Linked DNA regions of Homo sapiens: region 2 is linked to region 1. A link is a loop called in an ENCODE intact Hi-C map of the cell type or tissue named here. Cell type or tissue: adrenal gland. All regions are shown on one strand.

Region 1 (2,500 bases):
GGAGACACCATCTTCAGGGGTCCCTGTTCCAACTCTACACCTCGTGTGGGCCAAGGCTTCAGCTCTTGAAAATTACCAAGCACATACAGGAAAAGCCACCATGAGCAAGTCACCTCGTGTGGGACAAGGCTTCAGCTTTGCACCATAACCTGCTGTTCACAGGGGCAGTGGTTCCTGCTATGGGCTGATGCTCCTGAGGCCAGCCGGGGCTGCAAGGCTGCTCTCGGAATAGACGCCTTCAGAGGCTGCCATTCTGGTTTCAGCTCCCTCTTAGTTTCTGGCCGTTGTGAGATTTCCCTTGCTTATCTGTGAGCTCAACTATGCACCTGAAGAGACACCTGCTGTATCATATCCAGCATTTCTAGGTGTTTATGCCAGAGGGTTTTGCAGAATATCCAGTCAATCACTTATTGCCAATAGACTCCTCTGTTCTCTTGAATTCTGAACAAAAATTCTATATAAAAATGGTGCAAGACAATCTTCCATCATCTGAAACGTAACTTTTTGCATAATAAAAAAAACGTAACTCTCAACCACACTAATCATAGCTATCTTTAAAGAATGTATACAAAATAAATTATCAAGGTACTAGAACCATCACATTATAAATTACATTGGTGTTTCAGACCAGCCATGACCACGCTGTGTCTGGGCATGACAGGCAGTGGCTCTGGGGTGTTTTCATCTACTTCTCTCCAGAAGGAAAGGCAGACTGCAACGCGGTCATTCCAGTGAGGTGAATCACTTCCCCACTTCCTTCCTTTTCACTCATTATCAGCATAATAAAAAGTAATACACTATCATTCACTAAGCATTTAACACATAGCCGGCCTGTACCTAGTGCTATACTTCTTGTCTAAATATAAATGGAATGACAAGCTAGGTGAGAAACTTGCTCAGAGATCCTATTTTCTCTACCTTGATACTATCATCCATCAATCAAAAGGTCTGGAAAACAACACCCTATGAGCGTCCTCCTCTGACGCTGGAGGACAGCTCGCCTCCCTCACTGACCTTGCACTCTCGGAAACCAGCAAGCTTGGGGCGACAGCTCATCTCCACGCAGGCCTTACCTATCCGAACCGTTCCAGCAACACTCAAACTTGTCAAAGATGCAGTCGTTCTCATAGAGAGAGCAGAGCTTGCTGCGCAGGTACTCGTGGACCTGGTGGGTCTCCACCGGCCTGCTCTCCATGTTGAGGTCCCACACCTTCACCGACAGGTAGTCTCTGGTCATCATGTACCGCCCACTATGACTGAATTTTACATCGGATATGGATGAAATTATTTCTGAGAAGAAGGACCTACTGCTGGGATCTTCAGGCTCTTCAAAAACTGAAAAACAAAATAAAATGTTTTCAGCTTCTGTTTAAAAATCAGAGAACAAATCATTTTCAAGTTCAAGTAGGAAGTGGCCCCTTCAGAGAGACTCTGGAAGGGCTTGGCCTCAACACTAGGTCTTCTGATCTTTCTGATTCTCTAGGTTTTCTGATCTTCTGTGACTTCCGTGGGCAAGAGCTTCGGATAAGACATTCTAGCACCAGCTATGGACAAGGGATGGGCATGAGAAGCGTAGACGCCCAAGTCTCACCCGGACCCTGAATGAGAATCTCTAGGCAAGGTCCTGGGCACTGCCATCTGTGGGAGCTCCTCGGGGCATCCTGATGTGTGCCCAGGTTCAGCACCACCGCATTCCTGTAGGAGTGTCTCCGCGTCCTCATGGCACCAGGCCCGAGCACGTGAAATTCTATCGCATACACATCACAGGAAGACACAAACAGCATTATATGGTCATGCAGACACAGCGGTCTGTGCCTCTAAGAAACTGCCTGCTTTTTGGAGGGTCGACAGTTTGTGGGTCTGCAGGAGTGACCACCTTGACTGGCAACGCTGTGGTCCTGATTTTAACCACCAAGACGGTCCCGCCGGTCAAAGCCAGCCAGCCAAGGTTTGTCTCCAATACTGAATATACACAAGCTCTACTGTGACAAAACTGGATTCCTATTTTCAGAAAGATCCTCCCGCCTCAACCTCCAGGGTAGCTGGGACCACAGGTGAGCACCACTGCACCTGGCTTGTGCTTCCTTGACCTGAAGCTGCTTTAGGTTTTTTCTCTTTTTTCTTGATGCAGGAGCCTGTGTTTGTCGGCTTAGCATCTGAAATTAACTTGAAGCCAGCTGTGCCGACGCCAAGCATTTACTCAAATAAATCACTCTGATGACAAATAGAACTGGAATCTGAAATTATTTACTCAAGAATTTTATGCTTAAGATACAGGCCAAATGCTACGAAACACTCATCCTCATCGCAGGAATTCTAGTAGAAATACGAATTCTTAAAAACACACTCAACCTCAGGAAAGAGAACAGGCGAAAAGGCTGCTGCACACGGTCCATGGGCACATTCCACCGAGGCACTGGGGGCGCCGCTGCACATGAGCAGCGGCTCAGTCTGGTGGGATTGACTGGCGGCTTCCCCATCAGAGGAAGTCACTGGACGT
Region 2 (2,500 bases), 62 kb after region 1:
CAGCTCTAAGGCAGTTCTGAGCCTAAATATCAGCAGAAGGCACAGAACGGAAGGCATAGACTCTGTTCGAAGTGTCTGGTAATTTCCCTTCACTGGGAGCCTATTTGAATTCAAATTATGCACAATAAGTGTCAAGTCTTCCCCCATTTATCTGAGTAACTTAAAAATCCTGTGCAGTGAAACAAGATCTCTGTACATCAAAGTCCCCTTAACCATGTGAATCTTCTCACGTTCTCATGGGAGGAAGTGCCAAGTTGACTGATAAGATGACTTTCTGCTTGCTCCAGAAAGAAAGGCTCCTCCACTCCCAGAAGACGCAGCGTGGGCCTTTGTCTCTTCCCTTCTCCCGCCACCGGCTCGGATCCGCCTTCTCCCTGGGAAACCATCATGGCACTCAGCACTTTGCTGTCTGCCGAGTGGGTCACCTCCTGAGACGTGCCACTGACAGGGCAGTACACCATTAAGAGGGGTGACTCATTCTCAGGGGTCCGGTACTGAGTCTTCTGTCAATACATTCAAACAAAAGGCGTTATAAAACCAACTGAAAACAAGAAATTCTAGAATGTGCCCTTTCCAACTTGACCCACGCATGCTGGTTCAGGGAGCACTTCAAGTCCTCTGAGCTCTAAAAATAAGCCTCAGTGAGTGTCCATGAGCCTGGGGGTGTAAGACCAAGACCCTGGCTCCTTGGGATCACGGTGGATGGGAGTATAACTGGAGATGCATTGGCCCCAGGCGGCCCACCAGAAGCAGGGTGGACAGATAGCTGGGTGGAGCTGGGGCAGGGCCACCACCCTCCTGGCCAGGCTGGGGCTGGGCACTGGGAATCTAAGTCATGGTATTCCCAGCCCAGCTTTAATTCGAGGACCCCGCGTGCATTTCCAGCCTCTCCGGGTTTGTTTGCTCATCCTTGATAAGTCACAGTTCTTGCTCTGCTGACCTACCTGCCATAAAGAGTTATGAGGCCAAAAGAAAATAAATGAAAGCTCTCTGAACACTGGTGACGTGCTTCCTACCTGTGAAATGCTCTTACTGTGAATCTTTGCAGAGCTGGGAAATCATTTTCTGGGCCCAGCTCTTACTGTCGAAGTACAAACAACCTGAGAAACACTGCAGACCCGCAATCCTGCCAGCTGAGCCCAGGCCTGCAGATACACACCCTGCAGAGCGCAACCCTCCGGCCCTGGGCGCCTCCCAGCCAGGGCGCGGCTGCCCTCTGCTGCCTCCTGCTGGCCGAGTGTGAGCAGCCCCTCAGCGCAGACTTTCCTTCCAGTCTGGCAGGTTTAGCCCCAGCGGGAGGCGGCATCACCCCAGTTCCTACAAACGACCTCGGGAATGGAAAGCGCACCCGGGCCGAGGCCCGCGCTCCTGCCCGTGCTGACCATGTGGACACCCAGGGACTTGGGGCAGGGCGCGGAGGCTGCCTGGATGTGTGGCGCAGGCGCCTGCGTGGAAACACCAAGTCCAGAAACCCTGGCTCTGGCGTGGGCCGCAGCAGGTGTCTGTGTCCCCCCCAGCAGGTGTCCGTCCCTCCCCAGCAGGTGTCTGTCCCTCCTCAGCAGGTGTCTGTCCCTCCCCAGCAGGTGTCTGTGTCCCCCCAGCAGGTGTCCGTCCCTCCCCAGCAGGTGTCCGTCCCTCCCCAGCAGGTGTCCATCCCTCCCCAGCAGGTGTCTGTCCCTCCCCAGCAGGTGTCTGTCCCTCCCCAGCAGGTGTCTGTGTTCCCCCAGCAGGTGTCCGTCCCTCCCCAGCAGGTGTCTGTCCCTCTCCAGCAGGTGTCTGTCCCTCCCCAGCAGGTGTCTGTGTCCCCCCAGCAGGTGTCCGTCCCTCCCCAGCAGGTGTCTGTCCCTCCCCAGCAGGTGTCTGTCCCTCTCCAGCAGGTGTCTGTGTCCCCCCCAGCAGGTGTCCGTCCCTCCCTAGCAGGTGTCTGTCCCTCCCCAGCAGGTGTCTGTCCCTCTCCAGCAGGTGTCTGTCCCTCCCCAGCAGGTATCTGTGTCCCCCCAGCAGGTGTCCGTCCCTCCCCAGCAGGTGTCTGTCCCTCCCCAGCAGGTGTCTGTCCCTCTCCAGCAGGTGTCCGTGTCCCCCCAGCAGGTGTCCGTCCCTCCCCAGCAGGTGTCCGTCCCTCCCCAGCAGGTGTCCGTCCCTCTCCAGCAGGTGTCCGTCCCTCCCCAGGAGGTGTCCGTCCCTCTCCAGCAGGTGTCCGTCCCTCCCCAGCAGGTGTCTGTCCCTCCCCAGCAGGTGTCCGTGTCCCCCCAGCAGGTGTCCGTCCCTCCCCAGCAGGTGTCCGTCCCTCCCCAGCAGGTGTCTGTCCCTCTCCAGCAGGTGTCTGTCCCTCCCCAGCAGGTGTCTGTGTCCCCCCCAGCAGGTGTCCGTCCCTCCCCAGCAGGTGTCTGTCCCTCCCCAGCAGGTGTCTGTCCCTCTCCAGCAGGTGTCTGTGTCCCCCCCCCAGCAGGTGTCCGTCCCTCCCCAGCAGGTGTCTGTGTCCCCCCAGCAGGTGTCTGTC

The links. A loop is a pair of places that touch in the nucleus more often than their neighbours do. Peaks named below come from ENCODE experiments on the same cell type or tissue, not always from the same donor. Only the 100,000 strongest peaks of a DNase experiment are listed, where the experiment ranks them.
Region 2: it touches region 1 in a loop (3-fold over the local background); 24 of 110 quality-filtered maps call a loop at or near these places.

What each region holds. Positions count from the first base shown.
Region 1 is chr10:131,946,365-131,948,864 of GRCh38, reverse strand. It overlaps PPP2R2D (protein phosphatase 2 regulatory subunit Bdelta), which reads right to left. Exons shown (of 9, transcript NM_018461.5): 8 at 1,074-1,335. Among named protein-coding and RNA genes, the nearest start is that of BNIP3, 34 kb to the left of the region's middle. RefSeq lists an enhancer at 1-382. In adrenal gland, no CTCF peak of the experiment used is centred here; no DNase peak of the experiment used is centred here; H3K27ac peaks cover 1,919 bases.
Region 2 is chr10:131,884,260-131,886,759 of GRCh38, reverse strand. No RefSeq gene overlaps it. Among named protein-coding and RNA genes, the nearest start is that of PPP2R2D, 15 kb to the left of the region's middle. In adrenal gland, CTCF peaks have their summits at 1,031 and 1,241 (motif pointing left); a DNase peak (open chromatin) is centred at 1,229.